Linked DNA regions of Homo sapiens: all the other regions are linked to region 1. Evidence: chromatin loops called from intact Hi-C (ENCODE). Cell type or tissue: PC-9. All regions are shown on one strand.

The links. Peaks named below come from ENCODE experiments on the same cell type or tissue, not always from the same donor. Only the 100,000 strongest peaks of a DNase experiment are listed, where the experiment ranks them.
Region 2: it touches region 1 in a loop (11-fold over the local background); 2 of 110 quality-filtered maps call a loop at or near these places.
Region 3: a loop joins it to region 1, with 6 times the contacts of the local background. A loop is called at or near these places in 3 of 110 quality-filtered maps.

Annotation. Positions count from the first base shown.
Region 1 is chr4:76,586,875-76,594,874 of GRCh38, reverse strand. All of the region lies in intron 2 of SHROOM3 (shroom family member 3), which reads right to left. Among named protein-coding and RNA genes, the nearest start is that of MIR548AH, 15 kb to the right of the region's middle. In PC-9, no CTCF peak of the experiment used is centred here; DNase peaks (open chromatin) are centred at 504, 4,474 and 5,314; H3K4me3 peaks cover 1,553 bases; H3K27ac peaks cover 1,704 bases.
Region 2 is chr4:76,701,181-76,709,180 of GRCh38, reverse strand. The region is part of intron 2 of SHROOM3 (shroom family member 3); the gene reads right to left. Among named protein-coding and RNA genes, the nearest start is that of SHROOM3-AS1, 97 kb to the left of the region's middle. In PC-9, no CTCF peak of the experiment used is centred here; DNase peaks (open chromatin) are centred at 4,420, 4,930, 5,410 and 5,910; H3K4me3 peaks cover 1,819 bases; H3K27ac peaks cover 5,914 bases.
Region 3 is chr4:76,661,274-76,669,273 of GRCh38, reverse strand. The region is part of intron 2 of SHROOM3 (shroom family member 3); the gene reads right to left. It also overlaps the pseudogene SUMO2P11. Among named protein-coding and RNA genes, the nearest start is that of MIR548AH, 90 kb to the right of the region's middle. RefSeq lists an enhancer at 3,319-4,518. In PC-9, no CTCF peak of the experiment used is centred here; a DNase peak (open chromatin) is centred at 3,913; H3K27ac peaks cover 3,144 bases.

The DNA.
Region 1 (8,000 bases):
CAATACACCCAAATGTTCCCTTAGATACTGGCATTGTCAAGATTCAGGCTTCCTTTCTCTACTCCATAACAAATCTGTGAGTCTCAATGTCCATTTGTTAAATGCACCAAATCCAGATTTGCACTGATTTAGTGGAATTCATGGCGTTCCAATGGTTCCCTGTTCCCTCCCCAATTGTCACATAGCAGGTGTTAGTCTGACATCAGGGTCCTTTGGAGCTACACTTCCAATGCAATGTGATTTATTAATTAAACTATGAATGAGTGCCTAACAAGGGATGAAATTGTTGACACTGGTTCAAACACTGTAATTGTCCCATGATGTCCTCACCTCTAATTTTATGTTTTTTAACTTTTCAAAGTTAAAGTTTTTATGTAAGTGACATCCTGCGATTACATACATCTCTGTGACTCTTGAGACTAGGATGGCATTTCTATGGCCTTACTATTGTTTATTCATGTCACACCCTCACTCCCTCACTCAGTCAACAAATATTTGAGTATCTGCATGCACCAGGCGCTACACTAGGCACTGGTATCAATAGGTTATGTTCTCTGCCCTCACAGAGGGCAATAAAGTGTAATAATATGCCATATCAGTTTTCCCTCTGAATCAACAGGAGAGCTACAACAAATAAAAAGAGCACATAGGATTAGACATTTTGTGGATGAGAAATCCAATGTAGCAGCTAAGAGCACAGACTCTGTTGACAGATGACCTGGGTTCAAGTCCCTGTCACTGTGAGACTTTGGATTAGTTCCCTGTATCTCAATTGTTTAACCTGTTAAATGGGAACAAAAACTGTAGCTCTGTCATTGGGTTAAGAGAGAGAGCATTTTTGCAAATCACTGAGAATGTAATAAGTACTGCAGAAATGTTTTTCCAAAAGAAAAAACAGCTCCAGTCCACTCTGCCCACTGATCATAACCGAGCAACCTGGCAGCCAGCAGTAGCGATGTGACAATATTGGAAACTGCAAACAGGAACACAGCATCATCGGTGTTGGGAACTGGGGTTCCGGGCACCAGGACCATGGTGACACTGCAAGAAAATGACTCCACTAGCCACTGCCCCTAAGTGAAATAGGGCTTCTACAATCAGTTGCTTCTGGCTCTCAGAATTCCTAAACTAAGGTGACTTTTCCTGAAGAATTTGGTTTTTAATAAGCAGATCTTGGAAGGATGAAGCAGAAGCACAAATTTGGAAGGGATCTTAGAAGTCAAGTTCTCACCCAAATTTTTAAAAAGAGTTTACTTTGCTTACTAATTAGAGGAATGCCATAAAGATTACTGATTTACAACTAAAAATATACAACACATGTCATCAAAAATAGTGGAACTTGTGAAGCCAAAATATTAGAACTTGACCAACTAAATAAATAACAGGGCCAGTCATCGTGGGTGGTTTTATCATTCTTTCAGATTTATATTAAATTATATCATCTGTGTTCTTTACTGTCTTTGGGTTGAAGAGGTAAAAACATGGTACCTTTCTGGGTCATTAATTACATGATCTCTGGTAGGATGCCAAATCCTCTAGGGGTTATTTCTTAACCCCAAAGGGCTTCTTTTAGTATGTCGTGTGGATAAACTCAAACCCCTCTGACTATTGATTGATTAATCAGCCTCTCCTGAAGCATTTCCAGTGATGAAGGTGCACATTTTTAGACAGATCTTTTCATTCATTCAGCATCTCTAGTTATCATCAATAATTCCTTTTGTTGCTCCCAAATCACTTATGGTGGTTCTAGAGCAAGAATATCCCTGACTCTAAATGATGGTCTTCATATGCTTGGAGAAAAGGATTCCCTGTCTTGTTCTAATTTCCTGAGCTAGTCATCACTCGACATAAGTTATGACCCAAGTCCCTCAGGTTCAAAGGAGATCAGCATAATCTAGACATTCAAAGGGGTGTCCAGGAAGATCATTTTAAGAAAGGGTCACTGAAGTGCCTCAAAAGGTAATCTTGCTTCTGGACTGTGGGGAGAAGAAAAGCACATTGACTCCTTATTTTCATTATATCTGCAATATGCTCCTCCCTACCTCGAATCCTGCTGCCTAGAAAAGGGAATTGATATCAGAACTCAAACATGAGTACGTTGTGAGATCATGCGAATTCAGTGGAATTCAATAAGACTTTTGTAGCTGAAATTGGAAGCAAATGTCTCAAAATACACCTGTCCCTAGAGAGCATGGACTTGGTACTTTCAAAATGGAAACAACGATTTAGCTTAGTCAGGGCCAATTTCTTAAAAGCAAGCTTTTTTTCTCTGTACGTGTGACGATATAGACTTGGAACCTTCTTAGCTGATAGAATTTAATGTTTAAGAGGCCAAGGTTGGGAGTTTAATTCTCATAAGAAACAATTAACTTTGATCAGAACAAAGCTCTGTGCTGTGTGCTCACATCATTCCATCCTTAAATCCTAGACTATGTAGTGGTAATAATAAGCAAATGGATGACAGCTAACAAGTACCGAAGATTTTCTGTGTGCTAGGCACTCTATAGAAGGCTTTACACAAATTATTTCATTTAATGCTCACAACTGCTCTGTGAAGCAAGTTCTCCTAGGATTTTTTCAGAGTAAAAGCTAACTGCCTCCCAGTGACCCACTGTCTCTCTGCCCCGCCACATTCTGCTCCACCCACACTGGCCTCCCAGCTCTTTCCCAAACACGTTTGCCCCAGGGCCTTTGCATATGCTCTTCTCTCTGTCAGCAATGCTCCCTAGGTAACCTTCAAGGCTCATTTTTTCCCCTCTTTCAAGTTTTCTTTTAAATATCATCTTCTTAGCAGGTCCTTCCACCACCCCCTAAAAAATTGCAATACGCTCTCTGCCATTATATGATGTACTTCTCTGCTTTATGTATTTTCCATAGCAGTTATCATTTTCTAGCCTATAATACAATTGACTTATTTTTGTGTTATCTGACTTGTTACCTGTGTCACTTGACTAGACTGTGTGCCAGAATTTTTGTCTACTTTTATTCACAGCTCCAAACTCGGTACCTAGAAACCCAGCTGATACATGGTAGGCACTTCCTAAATATGTGGTGGTTATATTTTATATGGGAGGCAATATGCACAAAGAGGGTATGAGTCAGGACTTTATAGAAAGAAAAACGTCATTAGGAACCTGTGTTTCAGAAACAAAACTTGAAGTACATATCCCTTTCCGGGTAGGTTGGCGCCATTACTAAGGGCAATGTAATAGATCTAAATAACACGTAAATAGAGGTTGGCGCCATTACTAAGGGCAATGTATTACATCTGAATAATATATAAGTAGCAATACACACTACCAATCAAGAATATAAAGAAGTATTCCAAGTGTGTTGCATATTCAGGAATTATGTAATAATAGTCAGAAATCACTTGGAATATTTTGCGACTCTTCTGGGAAATTTCATGTCACAAAACTTGAGGGAAGTGTGCCAAACTAAAAAGTGAAGGAGATCTAAAAGTTCTCATGAAAATGTTTTCCCAGGGTTGTGCCACAGCAAGAATGACAGTGTATAATACTTCTTTATAGACGCCATTCAGATTCAAGGATCTTTTCCCAAGTTCCTTTTAGGTGATTATATTTAACCTCCTTAACAATGCAGGAATCAGATTTGCAGATGAGGCACTGTGCTCTGACAGGCCGTGTGCCTTCCTGAAATAGCCTGGTAAGGGGTACAATGCGGAACAGAATAGAATTCTTTTGTCTCTGTCTGGCATGCCTGCCCAGGCTTCATGTATTTATCATTTTACAGTATCTTCTATCCTGAGGAAAAACCTCAGTTTTTGTAAATGACTAACTTAATGTCTCATCAATGAAAAAATATGAAACTATAATTATTACTTTCCCTACCTATTTTTCTGAGGTCAGCTGTTGCACAGATTCGATATTCATACCGGAGGGCATACATCATCATGGTAAAATTAGTGTCTTTGTCTGAAGTTCATTTCACTAACTAAATAGCCAGGCATATAAAGCTCACATTATTACAGAGGGGGAAAAATGCAGCTGCCGACAGGATCGCTAAGAACAACAAATACCAAGAAAATCTCAAAAAAACTGACCACTTTTTTCCTAACCATATTTTTGCTGACTATTTTCTCCACAGCCTTGGAAACTTGTTTTCACCTCCATTCTTTTCCAAAGAAAGACTTCTACCCCGGGGGAGAAAAAAAAAAAATTAAGACCTCAACACCAAGTACAAATTGCTCATTTAAAGAACAGGAATGTAGGATGCGGGGGCTTTTCTTCCTTAAAAACTCATCACTGTGTAGAAAAAATCTGAATGCTGTCCTGATTCTTCTTGAGCAGTGGAGCAGTTTTTTGGTTTTGTGTGAGTTAATTTTAATTAAAAAAAAAAAAAAAAGCACCATTCTTGAGAAGCTGTTGCTATGAGACTTCCTGGGCCACAACAGATGGCCACAAGAACAGTTCTCAGGCCTGAGCTCGGAGCTCTGCGGCCTCCACTCAGGCATACCATTAACATTCCTGAAATACCTTCGGAGGCAATGCAGGCCAGCCACCTTCAGACGGCTCACCCGCAACTGGCCTCCCTGGTCAAGGGGCCAGGGTTGAAATTTGTTATAAACTAAATGATCAGGTCTTTCTAGGAAAAAGCCAGAGGAGAGAGGGTGCTGTCCTCAATTTAGGCTTCAGGAAAACTTTACCAGCAACCCGCTGGGGTTTTGAGTTGTTCAGGTGAGCACACACCCAATTCATTTCATTGTTTTAATGCTCTCTCTTTCAGTCACAGAGTGATCCAGTTAAGAGAACCAGCATATTTTTGGCCTGAAGCATTTTAGTGCCCAGAGAGAACTGCTCAGGGAAAGGTTTAAGGATCCCTGATTTCCGTTTTGACAGAAAGACAAAAAGGGAAGGAGAACCGCATGGTATTTGAGGTTCTAATTTCTCACTAACTTCTTGGTAGTGTTGGACAAATTCTTCCATTTCATTCTTTTTCTCTCTCTCTTCCACACTAGGATAATGATATATGACCTACCTCAGATGGAAGAACTAATGATCCACGATTAATAAACAACTGAGAAATAAATGCATAAGTATCAGGTCACTGAGACTGTGCCTCCACTGCTGTGAGAGTAAAGATAAGGGAAGAACTTGGAGATTCCCTTCAGAGGCTGATTGCTGGGACCCCCGCCCCTGGAGGGCTGATGGGCAATGTGGAACACATGTTTTAGTGGGCAGAGTCTACTGGTAGCTCTACTGCTTACTAGGGAGCTTTGGTACTTGGAAAAAACCAAGTGTTTCTGAGCAGCCATAGCTTCCCAGGGTGGGGCTCATTTACATTCCAACACCAGAGTTTTTGCTTTAAAGCCAGGCTTCCAGTGCAGAAGCAAAGTCCTCCTTCAGTGACTGATGCCAGGAGTCTTTTTTCTTTTTTTTTTTTTTATGAGACAGAGTTTCACTCTTATCACCCAGGCTGGAGTGCAATAGCACAATCTCAGCTCACTGCAACCTCCGCCTTCTGGGTTCAAGCGATTCTCCTGCCTCAGCCTCCCGATTAGCTGGGATTACAGGCATGCGCCACCAAGCCTGGCTAATTTTGTATTTTTAGTAGAGACAGGGTTTCTCCATGTTGGTCAGGCTGGTCTCAAACTCCCGACCTCAGGTGATCTGCCCACCTTGGCCTCCCAAAGTGCTGGGATTACAGGCGTCAGCCACCGCACCCAGCTAGGAGTCTCTTGATCACTTGTGGAACATCACTCATTCTATCAGTTTTGGTTCACACAAGTTTGTTGAGAGCTTTTATCTCAATGGGATCAGATGATATGCCACCCATACCGCTCTGCGGCTATCATTTGGGCTTCATTTTTTAAACCAGTCAGTCCAACTAAGAAGCAAAATTGTGTGAGACAGCTTAGGTTCATGCCTTCCAAAATCATCCATTTGTATGAAAGTATACCTTCCCACCCGTCACCAAAATGTGATCATTAAGACTGCTGGGGATTTTTTTTTTGTTTATTTTTTGTTTTCTAAAAAACATGCCTTTTAGGGGTTTGGCCTAACAAGGAGTGCTACCTTTTCCCTATTAACCAGCGACATTTTAATGAAGTCATCTATGGAGGGGTGGAGGTGAGGAAGCTGTTTCTTTTTCCATGTGTCTAGGGCTACCCAAACTCAGCTTGCTTGTCTGCTCCCTATGGCCAGAGCACATTGAGCTAAGGGAGGTCTTCACCCAGCTGCTCAGCTTCTGAACCTACAGGCCTCCCCAACCCCAGGAAAAGTCAGGGGCCAAGGCTGGACACTGTGGGGAGAAGAAGGGGAGAGAGACAGAAACAGAAAGAAGGTGTCTGATGTTTGCAACCTTCCATTTGCAGAGCTGAACCTTCCAAGCAGAGCCAAGGGGGTGCACAGCATGTGTCTAGGAGGGGGAGGCTGCGTGGCTTTCTTGTGCCCCATTGTGTATTGTGCTGTCCACAGCACCAGTAGGGACCCTCACCAGACAGCAGTCAGGGAGCCTGGCAGGCATTCCACAGTTCCTGGAAGGAGGCTTTTAAAAATGGTCACTCGGGAAACAATAAACTTAAGATACTTAATCCCCTTGCCCTCCAATCTAACTCTCTAATGATATTGTTCTTGGAATAAAATATCTATTTATCATAGTTATTAATGAATGTGTTAAATTACATATTTGGAGTGCCCTGGTACTCTGCAGACCTGAACAAGGGCTTTCTACACTCTTAATATGAAACGTGGGGTTTGTGACTTTGTTTACTTTTAAGTATTGTTAAGAAGTTTTTCAACCAGCTCTCTCCTCTTCCTTTCTGTACCTTTTTAGGATACTGGGGTTTTTATGGAAGACAATGATTAGGGCTAAGATTAGGGAATAAGATGAGGGTATTTATCCCTCTCCATACAAAAAATGATTTACACTTAACTCAGGAAATTACCTTTGATTTATATATTCTCTAGGTTGTAATTCATAACCGAAGGTAGATTTTTGAAATATAAAAATGTTCAATATCTATTTAGCTTTCCAATGTTCATTTCTCTTTAACAACTTCAACATTTATAAATTCACTTTGTGTCTACCTACCTATGGATCCATATTTTAAAATCACTTGCATATACACTATATTTTTAAGTGATTGCTGTAGACTTGTGTGATGATCATATTTCATCTGATGGGTAATGCCATTTCTGGTGCTTTTATTCATCAAAGCAGTAATTTTTATGTTTATATTAAATGTCACTAATGTGTTATTTTATTATAGGAAAATGTTTTTATAAAGACACTTTAGCTAACTGCTGAAAAAAATGGAAAACTCCAACTGGCTGTAATCATTGGAAGAAAAAACACACTTGAGGATGATTAGCACAGATTTTGAATGACCTGTTTGCCCTATTGCTGTTTATCACTTGAACAGAATCATTGAGAATGGGTAAACACCTTCCTTTCATGAAGGTGTTTACATCCTTGAAATTAATGAGGTGGGAAAAGTAGTCTCAGAACCTCTTTAGATTTATAAAGAGAACTTTACCCATTTTCAGAATGTTTTCAATGAAAAAAATTTAAATCCAAGGGAAAATTACCTTCCTTCCTATCACAACAAAACAGACAGGGTGAAAACACTAGTCCCAAACCACCAGTCTTTTTTATCAATCTTCAATTATTAAATCCTCAAGTTACAAATACGGTGACAGCAACCCCAGAGAAAAGACAGGATGGTCCCTGAAGTATGTGTCAATTGATTTACAAGTAAAATGAAATCAGAGCATAGTTAAGGATTAATCAGAATCACACAGAAGCACGTTCTTAAGCATCTCAACTGTTGCTTAAATGTAGGTGCTTGCATTTATAATCCGACCTTCTCTGAAACATAAAGGATGAGAAGAGTGAGCCAACCAATCAATACAATCCAATTTTGCTGTTGAAGTGCAATTCATTGATTCACCCATGTCGAACAAACCTAAAAAAGAAAAGCTGCCTTCATATCCCAAATAAGAAAGTTAAAGATAGCTTTAAAAATAAGTTATAATTAA
Region 2 (8,000 bases), 110 kb before region 1:
AACAGCTGTTAAGAATAAGCCCCGTCCATCTGGCCTTCTATTTCCTGGAACACAGAACGGAAGTGAAAGAGCTTTCTTTCCTAAATCCTAAGGCAAATGAAAGGATCTCTTTTTATTCTACAGCATGGGGAAGATGGCCAGGAGGCCAACAGGGAGTTTCCATTTCTAAGCTCAAGTTTTCATGTTTACCTTAGTTATATCTAAGCACCACCACCTCCTTCTGTACATTACTTTTCTCACCGAATTTAGGATTCTCGGCTTTGGATATATTCAATATAGTGCTAGACTTGAAGTTTGAAAATTGGTTGAGGTTATGTCAATAATGAACTGAATAAATTGGTCAAGTAAATTCTGAGTCTCAGGCTCCTCATCCACGGTAAAGTGAAACCATGAGGCAGTGTACCATGGTTTTAGGAGCATGACTCTGGAGTCTGAGTCCTGGCTCTACCCACTGAGCAGCTCTGTGACTTTGTCTTCTCTGTACCTCAGTTCTGTCATCTATATAATGCACGCATAGGAACAATCGGTGACTAGAAAGTAGATTGAAAGATACCTCGCCATCCAATACCTGACTGTAAAGATTATATGAGTGTAAACAGCACACTCCAAGACCACCCATTGGTATAACCAGGGGAGGGACTTTTCCTTTTCAGGACCCCTTTAGACCCTAACTTTGTTTGTTGGGGGAAAACAATCAAGACCAGGCCTGAGCTTTCATAAAACCTTTGTAGTATTTAATAACTTCCTAATTTTTTGTGTAAACCAAAGTTTTCGACTCCATCTTTTTTTTTTTTTTGCACAATGTCTTGGGCACCAGAGACTGAGCTCTTTTCTCTTTCCTTTCCACTTCTCCTTCCTGGGAGATGCCTAGAGACAGAGGTCTAGGAGTGGTGACTGTCACAGTGAAGGGCTGGCAGGAAGAGCAGGCAGACCAGAAAGAGATGGAAGCATGAGGAACATAAAATCATTCCATCGATTTAAGCATTTTCAATGTATGATTCCTTTCTACCCTAGAAAAGCAGAGACCAGCACCCCAGCACTGCCCCCAAAACCATGTTGTCCTACTACGTGTCACCTCTACAGGACCAGCTGAAATTAGCAACTGGGTGTGAGAATCCTGAAACCCATTTTGATTCTTGTTAATTGCAACCTCCAGGCTAACCTTTGCCCCTCCTAATCTTCACCCTCCTGCCCTGGATGGGTTGGCTCTGGATACCAGAAAGAGCCTGGGCACCTGGGTGAGCTGTCTGGATGCACCACACAAACTAGAAATCAGGCTGGAGAGAGTGCTAGAATCACCAGCACACCAAGCACACCTTTCCTCCCTTCAACTCTTTCTGGAATAATCTGGGCAACAAACACACATTTTAAAAATTCATTATATTAAAAAAAAAGAAAAAAAACCCATAGTGAACCGAGGTGGAAAATAGTCCTGGCATGAGTGTTGGGAAGCCTGTCATCCCAGAAACCAGGGCCCTGGAATTGTTTCTTTGCCCTTCCTTCCTTCTGCCTTACCTGTACATTGAATACCTTACCTGTACATTGAACTCATGCTGTCTCTAGAATGCACATTTTCTTACCCACCTCAAGTTGCTACTTAGCCTCAAAACAGACTGCCATAGACAAAGTCTGCAATGTGCTTTGATCTTATCGGGGAATGGTGCCCCACTGGTGCGCCAATGGTTATACACGACTCAGGCAAATTTGCCAAGTCTTTCTTAAAAAAAAAAGTGTGCTTTCCCATGTGCCAGATATTATTCCCACAACTTTTTTATGAAGGAGAGAATGAATGAGGGTTTAAGTCCCATTTTACAGACTGACAACCTGAGATACAGAGAAGTTATGTAAATTTGCTCAAACCACACATGGAATCATATTCCCTTCGGACTGTCAACCACTCACTCTCCTTCCTTTCAGTTTGGCAGGTTTCAAAAATGTTCAATTTATGCCACAGATTTTGTAGGCGTTACAATTACTAACCCAGATTTGGTAGGGAATGGTGATGGTAGAGCCATTAACTAAACATATTACCAAATAAGCCCATTTTTACTTAAAAGATACTAAAAGGTACAATGTCTCACTTAAAGATAACCAACGATACATTGTAGAAGCCTGGAAATCAATGAATCCAGTTCAAGTGAAACATACTGGGATAAACTATACACTCTCCAGGCCTATTGGGCTACTTCTAGATCCCTAAAGGATCCTCTCCGGGCTTATCCACACTCATCCTTCAGGTTTCAATTTCGACATCATTTCCTCTGCTGGCTACCCAGAGGAACTGTGGAAGTCGGGGTGAGGTGGCCCCTTGTGTGCTAGCAGTGCAGCACACTGGCTATAGATGTACACCTCAAAGTGCAATTCACACTGGCTGCTAGTTGCCTGCTTGCTGGTCCCTCTCTTCCACAGGTCAACAAAGATAAACCAGCTCAGCTTAGTGCCTGGAACAGAGAGTTGCTCAATAAATATTTGTTGAATGAATAAAGTACAGATGACCCTTGAACAACAGAAGCTTGAACTACGTGGGTCCTCTTATACGCAGATTTTTTTCAAACAACTGTATCCACCTCTCCTGTCTTCCCTTCCACCTCTTCGTCCATCTCTGCCACCCAAGACAGCAAGACCAACCCATCCTCTTACTCCTCCTCAGCCTAGTCAACATGAAGACAATGAGAATGAAGACCTTTGTGATGATCCACTTTTGATTAATGAATAGTAAACGTATTTTCTCTTCCTTATGATTTTCTTAGCATAATAACATTCTTTTCGGCCAGGCACAGTGGCTCACGCCTGTAATCCCAGCACTTTCGGAGGCCGAGGTGGGTGGATCATGAGGTCAAGCGATCGAGACCAGCCTGGTCAACATGGTGAAACCCCATCTCTACTAAAAATACAAAAATTAGCTGGGCGTGGTGGTACATGCCTGTAATCCCAGCCACTCGGGAGGCTAAGGTAGGAGAATCACTTGAACCCGGGAGGTAGAGGTTGCAGTGAGCTGAGCTCTGCACTCCAGCCTGGCAACAGACGGAGACTCCGTCTCAAAAACAAACAAAAAACAAAACAAAACAAAACAAAAACCATTCTTTTCTCTAGCATACTTTGTTGAAAGAATACAGTACGTAATGCATATGACATACAAAATATGTTAATCAACTGTAAGGCTTCCAGTCAACAGTAGGCTATTGGTAGTTAGGTTTTAGGGTAGTCAAGAGTTGTAAATGGATTTTTGACTCTAGGGGGTTAGCATCCCCAATCCCCCTGTGTTGTTCAAGGGTCGACTGTACTGCTAAATGTTCAACAGATCTGCAGCCTTTCTTCCCTCCTATATCCTTTTAACTCACAAGTTAACTTGTTGGCAAAACTAACAAGACATTTCTTGGAGCTGTTTTATGTTTATGTTTCTTGCTGTTCTCCAGTATCTATATCTCAATATTACCACTATGAGTGAAGAGCTAGGAATCAAAGCTGACCTGAGAAAGTTTAGCAGAGGCTAAAAAAATATACTGTAGTATGATCTTTCTTCTTCCAGATAGTTAAACAAGAAAGCCAGGCCAGCCACCCACATATTTCTTCTACTTCCCATGATGAGGACATTCATATTTGCTCTGCCTGCCACCCAATATTCATAACTCCAGAATATATACTGACTGCTTTCTTATTTGCTTTTTGTTTTGTTTCGTTTTTGAGACAGGGTCTTGCTCTGTCACCCAGGCTGGAGTGCAGTGGCACAATCTTGGCTCACTGCAGCCTCGACCTCCCAGGCTCAAGTGATCCTCCCACCTCAGCCTCCCAAGTATCTGGGATCACAGGCATGCACCACCATGTCAGGCTGATTTTTAATGTTTTGTTGTTGTTGTTGTTGTTGTTGTTGTTTGTAGAGACGGAGTCTCACTACATTGCCTGAGCTGGTCTTAAACTCCTGGGCTCAAGTGATCCACCCACCTTGGCCTCCCAAAGTGTTGGGATTACAGGCATGAGTTACCATGCCCAACCTATTTGGTATTTTAATAGTACCCATTAACTGCTTTCTGAACTGAGTTTCAGCCAATACAAAAGAAAGGGTTCCAGATCTTTCAGTTCCTTAGGGCTCTCTTGAACACTGTACAAATTAGGGAAGGCTGGGGAAACTGGAGTAAAAGACACGGAACTGAGCCATTAGGCATGGTCTCTCCAGGTCCCTTTGCTTCCTGGTTTCTATTGAGTTTGCATTTTTCTATTTTATCCTTAAAGGGGAGGGTGAGATGGAGGAATCGTGTCTCCTTGGCATGGTCTGTTACAACCTTAGGGAAGTGCTTGGTTTTGTCTGTTAGAATCAGCCATTTCCTCCTTTTTTGTTATGTTTCATCCAGGAGGGAATGCTTCCTCACTGGCCTCCCCCTTCCACTTCTGTCCCCTCCAATCCAGTGTCTACCCAGCAGCCTTTCAAAAAATGTAAATGGATGATGTCATTCCCTGATGAAATCCTGTAGCTTCCCTATGCATTTTGGATAAAATCCAGGTTCCCCTACTTGGCCTGCAAGGTCTCTGGTGACGTGGCTCCTGCCCCTCCTTCAACCTTTCCCCTTACTGCATTCTGACCTCACTGGCCTTCCTTAGGTTCCCCAAACTTGCCAAGCTCTTTGCTTTTTGCACATGCTGTTCTCTAAGCCTGGAATATTCTTCCCAATTCATTTCTTGGCTGACCACTCCTTAGTTTCTGCTCCCAGCTGGAACATCACCTCCTCGGAGACTGCCTTATCTAATGCAAATACTCTTTCCTGGCACCTGATCTTTCCCTTTACTGCACTTATAACCACATGAAATTGTTCACTTGTGCATTGTCTGCTTCGTTGTTAAGACATAAGCTCAGCCAGGTCAGGGTCCACCTCTGGCTTTTCTTCAGCCTTGTTTTTTGAAACTTCTACACACCCAAGGCCTAGCACAGTGAGTGTCTCCTGGTAGGCACACAATGCATATTTGCTGAATGAATCATAGGAACCTGTAAAGGAAATAATTGTAATGCATCCAAAACAAAGTTCTATGTCCTTAAATCCATAAGGGCATTAAACTGTTCATAATATCTATTTTGGGAAATGTGGGATCTTCTTTTCTTCTAGTTACTTTCTAGATCAGGCTCTGAGTTGATTTCTTCTTGAAAATAGAATCTAGCCCTAACTTTTGATCCATCTCATTAGCGGCAGGCTTTCTTGGGACAGACAAGAAAAGTTGGGAGTTGGGAGACTGTGGCAGAGCCCCTTCGACAAACAGCTGGTATGGCTCAGTGCAATTTTGTTGCCTTATGTTTGGAGGCAATCAGAATGCTTTTTGTGATTAAGTAGACAGGATGCATTTATACAGGGCTAAGTTTGTCCTCAGAATCCTTTGGAGAAATTCCTTTTGATTTATGTTGGGTGTGTACACTCATTCATGTGGCAATTTGTCTTATTTAAAGCCACGTTCTTGGTTTTCAAGTTTTCCTTCTACTCTGTGTCCTTCATCCATGAAGTTAGCCTTACTATTGCATCTCTATCCTGTCATCCCCCTTCTCCTGGGTTTGCAGGTCTCTAATGCCATAGTTGTAGGTTTCTCAGCACTTTTTCTCTTGAGTCTCCAGGAGGCTGAAAAGGCCTTAGATTAGAAGCTTTTTCAGTGTCTGAAGAAGATTTTAAGAAGTGATGCCCTCAGGCACAGATTTCTGTTCTTAGCCAAACATAGGTGCTCTTCATTTTCTGATAACTGACCATTGATCAGCCGTTTCACAGACATCTCAATGAATTACCCTTTCTTTAAAAGGCCCCCTTGTTCCTGTTACTGACCTTTTGTAACTTACACATTTAAGTCTTAACCTTCTGGGTCCTGTCCTCTCATTACTCATCTTTTTTCCTTTTTAAGTCATTATTTACCATCTAGGAAGCTCCCTCTGCATGCCCTCAGGCCTGTATCCTATCTAGTGTTTTAGTCATAGGCATGCCATTCATTTGTACTTAAAGCCTCCTCCTGTCTTTCTGCTTACCTACCCTGGTCTACAGCTTGTTTTATTACAGGAGGGCCACACATAACCCTTCAGCTCTGCAGAGATGCACTTTGTATGTCTCAAACCTCTGTCCATTTGCACCTCCTGCTCTGGCTGCTGCTTTTTTTCACTTGATTTCCCCCTGAAACTTGCCAAACAAATCCAGGTGTACAATATACCCCAGTAACATTCAGCATATTTCTGACTCTTTCTGAAACCGTAAGCTTAATTATCTCCAGATCTTAGCCAATGACCTCTATGTCAACCTTGCAGAAAGATGAGGAAAGGGTGGATAGGAGAAAAAGCCAAATGACCTGCCAAATCTTTTAACCTGCCTAATAAATATTAATCTGCTTCAGTTTACTGCTGACATCAGTCCCTCTACCCACTGAGCCCTTTGACACAGCTAGTAGCCCAGGACAAGTGCATAAGAAAACCAAGGGCTCTCACAAGGGCTTTATAGTGAACAGATGATATCTTCATGGAAGCGGTGTGCCCCTAGCTACAAGCACTCAGAGCCTAGATCTTAAGACAACTCCAACAAGCAGCAGGCTGTGTAATGTATATGGACGATGTGGATTCCGGAGCCAGCTGCCTGGGGTCCTGTTCTGGCTCTGTCACCTAGGAAGGTGTTTGAGCAGGTCACTTAACCTCTTATGCCTGTTTTTTCCCCTATAAAATAAGAATACTAATAGCACCTTCATCAAAGGGTAGATGTGAGGCTTGAATGAATTAATATGTATAAAGCAATCAGAACAGTGCCTGGCAATAATTATTAAATTTTTACCCGTAGAACTGAAACTTACATTTACTGGGCACATGGTATGTACCAGATTATTTGTGCTTTAAAAACAGTAATTCAGTTAATCTTCTTATCATTTGAGGCAATAATCATCCTTATTGTAAAGAAGAAAAGAAAAATTAAATTAAAAAGTAGAAAGAGCTATGGCTAAAGGCCTCACCCTCTCCACTACCTACCCCATTAGATTCCTTTTAGGATTACTGGGCTTTGTATACTTTGGTAGGTATCAACCACATATCAAACCATGTATGCCTTTAATTTTTCCACATCACTCTTTTGTTATTCATATGAGATAAAACATATGCATAAAAACAAAACACCAGCAAGTATTCCAAAATGTTACTACTGGGTGACAGGATTATGGGTACTATTTTTCTTCTCTCTTTTCTATGTCTTGCAAATTGTTTACAATTAATGTTTATTATTTTAATTATCAGATAATAGTAAAATTAGCCTTATTTTTTCTTAATAGAATGAGTCTAAGGGTCTAAATTTTCTACATTTTTAAAGGAACATCTTCTCTAGGAAATGGAAGTGCCTATCCTGAGAGCATATGTGGGCAGCAGAAAGACTCCACACTAGTTGGTGAAGGGGATTACTTTGAGAGCTCCAATAACTGCTGAAAATAGCCAGTGGAGGAAGAAGCAGGGTTTCTGTGAAACTAGTATCAGTAGAGAGAGACAAATACCTCCTGAAAAAATTCAGTCTAGGCCTTTCTTTCCCTATCCTCTATCATTAGCCTACAGTAACAGACTAGTGTTCCCAGAGAACAATACAAATCTCTACAGCGAACCATTATTCATTACTTTAATACCAGATTATAGCTTATAAAGCACTTCCCAAACATTATTTCATTTGGCCCTCAATAATCCTAAAAGGCAAGTAAAGCAAGTATTATTTATCCCCATTTAACAGATGCAGAGACAGCCTCATAGAGGGACAGTTATTCGCTCAAGGTCAGGACTTCTAAGCCACACGACTGGCACAGCAGGGTCTCATACTCTAATTTTTAAGCTCTCTTGTTCCATACTGCCTTTGGATTCTGTGATCCTAAAAGTCCATTGATACAGTAGCAAACATTTAATACCAAAAGCCTCTTTAAAGGGGAAGCTTCAGAAGAAGAAAGTAGACTGACTGAAATTCAGATGAGACCCCTCTCTCAAGTCCAACTGTCCCTAGATCTAGAGAAATGATGAAGTCCCTACC
Region 3 (8,000 bases), 74 kb before region 1:
CGTAACAGCTACATACAAAAGAGTTATAAAACCGTCCTTGGTTTAACAAGGATAAATGAAAAACATTAAAATTCTCCAATTGAACAAGGTATACAAGGATTTTTATGTTGTTGTTTTGTTAAAACAGTAAAAGCAAAATAACTTACTAGAATAGAAAGATAAGAGCTGAGTGAGCATGCCACTAAAGGAGAAAGGGGGCATTTTCACACAATCAGTATTTTTCCCTATCCCGTCTCCATGTGATGTCAATCAAAACATACCATTGGCTGTTTAGTTAAAAAATGCAATATGCTTGTGCACATATGCCAGTTACTTTATGTGCAATAAAGGAATGGGGAAGGGGGAAATTAAATAATAGAGAAAACTATACTGTAGTAGTCAGAATGTGGTAGAACCAAATTGCAGTTTTCTAACTGAGAATGTCATGTTGGTCTGAAAAGAAAACAGTCCTGGAGTAACGAAGCAGCTTCCCTTCTCAGTAGACACCTCCCCTCTGCTGTTGGAACACATCAATTGTATCTTCATCCTCTATTTCAAACTGTGCAGGTGTGTCTGTTTCATTGATTTGTTGCCTGTCAAATCGGAATCTGATCTGCCTCATTGACAATCCCTATCATTCACAATACGCTTTCATTAGTTTACTAAGTGATGTATGCCTCTTAGTTTTTTTCATTTGTTTGTTTGTTTGTTTGTTTGTTTTGAGGCGGAGTTTTGCTGTTGTCGCCCCAGCTGGAGTGCAATGGCACAATCTCAGCCCACTGCAACCTCTGCCTCCTTGGTTCAAGCAATTCTCCCACCTCAGCCTCCTGAGTAGCTAGGATTACAGGCATGTGCCACTACGTCCGGCTAATTTTTGTTGTTGTTGTTGTATTTTTAGTAGAGACGGGGTTTCACCATTTTGGCCAGTCTGGTCTCGAACTCCTGACCTCAGGTGATCTGCCTGCCTCAGCCTCCCAAAGTGCTAGAATTACAGGTGTGAGCCACCGCGCCCGACATATGCCTTTTAATCAAACTGCACCACAGAACTATCCTGCCCCGCCACCTTCAAACTAATATGATCGTTGTTCTCAGTCTTGACTCCTTCCTTGGGCTTTTCGCCGGCCATGGGGAGCGCCGGAGTCTCCTCAGCTGCCGCTTCACAGAAGAGGTACCAGGTCCTCACCGAAGGAGCACACAAGCAGCACCAGGAGCTGCAGGAGGAGGCTGCAGCGGTGGACAAGGGAGAGGGGGCGTGACATTATGTGCTCCCTCCCCGCACCCTGCGTGCACCTGCAGAACAACTTTTTTTTTTTTTTTTTTTTTTTTTTGAGAGGGAGTCTCCTTCTGTCGCCCAGGCTGGAGTGCAGTGGCGCACCTTGGCTCACTGCAACCTCCGCCTCCCGGGTTCAAGTGATTCCCCTGCTTCAGCCTCCCGAGTAGCTAGGACTACAGGCGGGCGCCACCACGCCCAGCTAATTTTTTTGTATTTTAGTAGAGGCGGGGTTTCAGCGTGTTGGCCAGGAAGGTCTCGATCTCCTGACCTCATGATCCGCCCGCCTCAGCCTCCCAAAGTGCTGGGATTACAGGCGTGAGCCACCGCGCCCAAGCAACAATTTTAATAACATCTTCTATTTGCTTAGCATTTCCCCTTTAAACAAATTGTTGTAAAGAATACATAACAGGCTGGGCATGATGGCTCATGCCTGTAATCCCAGTACTTTGGGAGGCTGAGGAGGAAGGATTGCTTGAGCCCATGAGTTGAAGACCAGCAACAGAGTGAGACCTTGTTTCTACAAAAAATAATTTAAAAATTATCTGGGTATGATGGCACATGCCTGTAGTCCCAGCTACTCAGGGCTGAGGTGGGAGGATCGCCTGAGCCCTGGAGATTGAGGCTGCAGTAAGCCGTGATCACATCACTGCATCCAGCATGGGTGACAGAGCGAGAACCTGTCTAAAAAAAACGAAACAAAACAAAAGAAAAAACAGCCTACATAATGTAAAGTGAACCATCTTAACCACATGTAAGTGTACAGTCCAGGGGCATTAAGTATATTCATGCTGTTGTGCAACCATCACCAGCATTCATCTACAGAACTCTTTTACTCTTGTACTCAGAACTCTTTTACTCTTGTACTCAGAACTCTTTTACTCTTCAGTTTTACGAAGTTGTAAAACTGAAACTTTGTACACACTGAACAATAATTGTCCAATCCTCCCATTCCCCAGCCCCTGCCAACCACCATTCTACTTTCTGTTTCTATGAATTTGACTATTCTAGGTAACTTGTATAAGTGGAATTACACTGTATTTTTCCTTCTGTGACTGGCTTCTTTCACTTAGCATAACATTCCCAAAGTTCACCTATGTCATATTCTGTAACAGGATTTCATTCCTTTTTAAGGCAGAATGATAGGCCATTAAATGTTTATACCACAGTTTGTTTATTTATTCTTCCCTCCATGGACACTTGGGTTGCCTCTACCCTTTGTCTATCATCAATGATGCTGCTATGAACATGGGTATGCAGATAGCTCTGAGTCCCTGCTTGCTCTGTATTTCCTTTTAAGAAATTAAGATATAAGAATTGAAAGATCTTTATCATACATCTTATAACATCTTCCCACATTCTCGTTTTGGTTTGCACTACAATTTTAATAACATCTATTTGCTTAGCATTTCCTCTTTTTAAAAAAATGTTATAAAGACTACATAACAGGCCGGGCATGATCGCTTATGCCTGTAATCCCAGCACTTTGAGAGGCTGAGGAGGGAGGATCATTTGAGCCCACCAGTTCAAGATTAGATTAGCTAAGGCAACAGAGTGAGACTTTGTTTCTACAAAAAATAATTTAAAAATTGGTTGGGCATAATGGTGTATGCCTGCAGTCCCACCTACTCAGGGGACTGAGGTGGGAGGATCATTTGAGACCTGGAGGTAGAGGCTGCAGTGAGCCGTGATTACACCAGGCAGGCTGTAATCCACTGATGTATCTGAATAGAAGTAATCACATGAACAAGTCCAAGATTAAAACTGCAAAGCTCCAGCTGCAATGAGTGAGGCCAGAACTTTCTGCAGCTTTGACACTGGGGTATCACTGGACTTTTCTTAAACCCTAGACCGACAATGCAGAAAATTACTCTTTTTTAAAGGATTTTAGAGGTACCACCGTAAGTCAACAACACTTTAACCCCAGATTTTCCTCATAAAATTTTCTTTTTTTCCCAGTAATCCATAGGGGTCCTAAGGGTGACCCAGTCTTGTTTGCTTTTGTGATAAAAGTGTTCAGCTGGAACGTCCTAATGCACTTAAAGATTTCTGTAGTATGCCAGGTCAGGTAGGTCAGCACTGATGCAGTGGAACTTACCAGGGCAGCGCTTATCAGGGAATGAAGGTATGGCGTGGGGTCAGGATGTCACGCCTGATGGCAGAGAGAAAGATTAGACATATACCAGTAAACAGGAGAGAGAGGTTTTGAATTTTATGCTACAAAAAAAGGATGCAAGCCAGGTCCTAGCTCCATCAACTTGAATCTGTTTCTCAAAACAACTGTTTTCCACAGATGAACACAACAGGTAGCTCATGGAAAATACCAGAACAGGGCAATGTTTCTATTCTATTGGGATCATGAGAGACAGATGAAAGTGCCAGGAATCAAGTTAATAAAATAGGTAAGCTTAAACAGCCACAAACATCACAAAACACCATTTTAATTATTGTAGATGTGACAAAAAGCAGCCAAATCCATAGAACAGTCCAGGACTCCAGGCAAAGCCTTGAATTTCACCACTGCTGGTGCAGGAAGTCCATATGGATCTGGGCTCTCTTCCAGATGACTGGTTCTTCTGACAGTCCAAGTCCAAAGAACTCTTGGAATGCCACAGCTTCCTGGTACACCTTCCCAGGTGCCCCACCCTCAACTGGTATTAAGGGTGGGTCAAGAAATCAAACACAAGCTATAAATGGCAGAGAGATAGGAGATTAAAAAAACCCCATGGATCCCAGCCAGGCCACATGGCATGAATGAGTACTTCATAGGTAAAGCTGCAGCCAAGTGGAGGTGGTTCCACAGTTGGAGGCCTGAAGCAGAGGCTAACTGTACTCAAGTTCATCAGAAGTCCTAGTACTACTGTGTACACAAAAAACCCATCCTACCTATTTGTAGATGGTATTGGCAGCTGTGGAAACCCTGGTAAGAACTGTAAAATCCTTAGAACCCCTTTGAGGTGGGAATCCTTCCCTCCAAGTCAAGGTTGGAGGCACATCTGAATCACCTGGAAGCCTTTATTTTGTTAATATATATATTTTTGAGACGTGGTCTCACTGTGTTGCCCAGGCTGGTCTCAAACTCCTGGGCTCAAGTGATCTGCCCACCTCGGCCTACCAAAGTGCTAGGATTACAGGCAAAAGCCACCGTGCTCGACCACCTGGAAGCCTTTAAAACCAAGGCGCAACCAGAGGCTGTGGAAGAGGGAAATGGAGTTTTTAGTGTGTATAGAGTTTCAGTTTTGCAGGATAAAAAAGTTATCAAGCTCCATTGCACAATAACTTTGATATACTTAAACTTATTGAACTATACACTTAACATTATTGACCTATACACTTAAAACTGGTTAAGATGACAAATTTAATGTATGTGAGTATGTGTGTGTCTGTTTGCCACAATAAAACGATACAACAGTAACAAAAGCATAAAGACCCAGAGGCCCAGGACCAACCTCAAACCAACTGAATCAGAATTTCTGGGGATGAATGGCAGGCATCATCATCATCACGACTATTTTAATTGTAGCACAGGCATCATTATTTTTAAAAGCTGTCAAGATCATTGTCATGTGCAGCTAAGATTGAGAATCACAACTATTAATCAATGAAAGATTCTGGCTGCATAAACTCAAGAAGAATGATCAATTAACAACTGCCTGCATTAATTTCATATGGCTACACAGATGTTCTCCAAAGAAGTTAGGTTCAGTAAGCTCTTTAGATGAGAAAGTGGCTTTTCTAGGCAAACTCTTTGACTTCACAAATATCAGATGTTTTATTCACTGAAAGTCAGAACTTTCTGAGGAGTAAGCTAGCACATAAGGAAAGGGATACTTTTTGAAATTACATGAATGCTGACAGCCAGGAGGATCCCATGTGGTAAATGACTATGGGCCTACAGAGAAAGTATTCTTTCAATGACGCCAGACTTACAGCCAGCAAGTAGTTCACCCACTTTGAAAATCTGGTTTATTATTTTCAACTGCCAGGAAATGAGAGCCAAACATACTTGGTATATATAGGCCAGATAAGAAATTGTTTGAATAGTCAGACAAGGTATCTCAGAACTGCAGCTTGGGGTGAGGCAGGTGTCATGACTCAAGTTCCTACAGAGACCAAGAGGGTAAATGGGGAAAGTGAACCAGTTGGAACTATGGCCACTGAAGGCCTCATGTCCTGTTTAAAGGACCACTCTAACCCAACTGTTACACTGCAGAAAGTGGGTCCACTGTTACCTGAGTTCCCAACTTTTCAGAAAAATCCTGGACATCTGGATGTTTATGTAAAGTTTTCCAAGTTTTAAATATTGGAAATTAATCCAATTAAAAACCAAAGCTGTGCGCAGCAGTGTGCACCTATAATCCCAGCTACCCAGGAGGCTGAGGGAGGAGGATCACTTTAGCCCAGGAGTTCAGCCTGAGCAACATAGTGAGGCTCCATCTCTAAATCAACAAGAACAACAACAATCTATGGGCCAAACAAAGCACAGCTTCACGAGAGATTGGGCTTCTTTGCTGCTGGTTATTACCTCTGGTGTATAGCAACAGGGAGACCTGGATTCTAGCCTTGACTTAGCAAGTTGTGTAGCTTCACAACCAACTTCTCTGGAATCTATCTTGAAAAATAAAAGGCTTATGAGAGTATCTTGAATGCCAGGCCTATGATTACTTATTCTCTATTAGGGAGATATGCAGGGTCCCCGGGTTGAGTGAGATTTCAAACACACAACCGAGAAATCCTAAGATCTTAACACCTAGGCATGAACATGCCAGACCCAATGGCTCCTTCCCTACCCAGTTGGTTTCAAGCTGACAAAGTATAACTTTTCTTGGAATAGATTTAGCCAGTTTAAAAATTTTGATTTGGAACTATCTATGCATGATTTTCAATAAATGTTTTCTAGATTTCCAGAGACTTTTATGGTGATTTAAATTACCAAACCGCAAAGTCCCCTTATAGGATCAGACTCTGTCTAGAAGCAAGAAGTGATTAGAGTGTAGTAGACAATGTTCTAGGCTAGGAATCTAGAGACATGGCTCTCAGTAACCAACTCTGTGAATCTCTCTCTCTCCCTCTCTCCCTCTCTCCCTCCCTCTCCCTCTCCCTTCCTCTCCCTCTCCCTCTACCTCTCTCTCTCCCTCTCCCTCAGATAGGGTCTTGCTTTGTTGCCCAGGCTGGAGCACACTGTCGCAATCACAGCCTACTGCAGCCTCGAACTCCTAGGCTCAAGCAATCTTCCTGCCTCAGCCTCTCAAGTAGCTCGAACCACAGGATTGCAATTATTGAACCTACAGTAGGCATGCTTCTTTAGAAGGAAAGTATACGTGGATTCTTAAGCAACTGGATAATGAAAAGTGATCCTGATTTTAGGACTTCATCATGGACTGCTATGGTAGGCAGAATTCTGAAGATGTCCCAAGATTCCTGTCCCCTAGTTATTCAAACATCGATTGTGAAGGGAAATTGCAGATGCAATTGAAGTCCCAAGTCAATGAATCTTAAGATACAGGAGATTATCCAGGTAGGTTTGGCCCAGGCAGGTGAGTCTTTTAAAAAGCAGAGTTTTTATTCTCTGCCTGGCAGTAGAAGAGGAAGGCAGAGAGATTCAAAGCACGAGGGGGATTCAATGCGTCTTGCAGGCTTGAAGATGGGTGTGTGGGGTTCCATGTGAGAAGAAATGCAGGCTGCCTCTGGGAGCAGAGAGAGCAGCTCTGGGTGAGAGCCATTAAGGAAATGGGGACTTCATCCTACAACCACAAGAAACTGAATTCAAACAACAACAAGAAGGAGCTGAATTCAACCAACAACAAGAAGGAACTTCGAAGTAGAATCCCCTAGAGCCTCCAGATAAGAGCCCAGCTCAGTCTACACCTTGATTTCAGCTTTGTGAGGTCTTAGGTAGAGAACCCAATGATGCCATGCACAGCCGTGACCTAGAGTATTGTGAGCTAATAAATAAGTGCTGCTTCAAGACACTTCATTTGTAATAGTTTCTTATGCAGCAATAGAAAACTAACACAACTGCCAGTACCACATGTTGGGAAGGTTATGGAACAAAATGGTACCACACTTTGGAAAAGGGTATGGAAAATCGAACACACATCCACCTTATGAGGTAGCATTTTACTCTTAGGTATTTACCCAAGAAAAATGAAAACACATGTCTACAAAAATACTTGTACAGTAATATCTGTAGCAGCTTTATTCATAATAGCCCCAAACTAGACACAATCCAAATGTCCATCAGTAGGAGAATGGATAAACAATGAACTATTAATACAAGCAACAACACAGATAAAGTTCAGAAACCTTACATTGAGTGACAAATATCAACAAAAAAGATTATATACTGTGTTATTTCATTTAACGAATTTCTAGGATAGAAAAAACTAATCTATGGTGAAATAAATCAGAACAGTAGGTGCCTGGAGGTGCAGAGCGGACTGGAAAGGGGCACAAAGAAACTTTATCTGGTGATAAAAATGGACTATATTTGCCAGGCGCAGTGTCTCACGCCTGTAATCCCACCCAGCGCTTTGGGAGGCCGAGGTGGGCGGATCATGAGGTCAGGAGATCGAGACCATCCTGGCTAACGTGGTGAAACCCCGTCTCTACTAAAAATACAAAAAAATTAGCCAGGCGTGGTGGCGGGCGCTTGTATTCCCAGCTACTTGGTAGGCTGAGGCAGGAGAATGGCGTGAACCCAGGAGGTGGAGCTTGTGTGAGCCGAGATCGCGCCATTGCACTCCAGCCT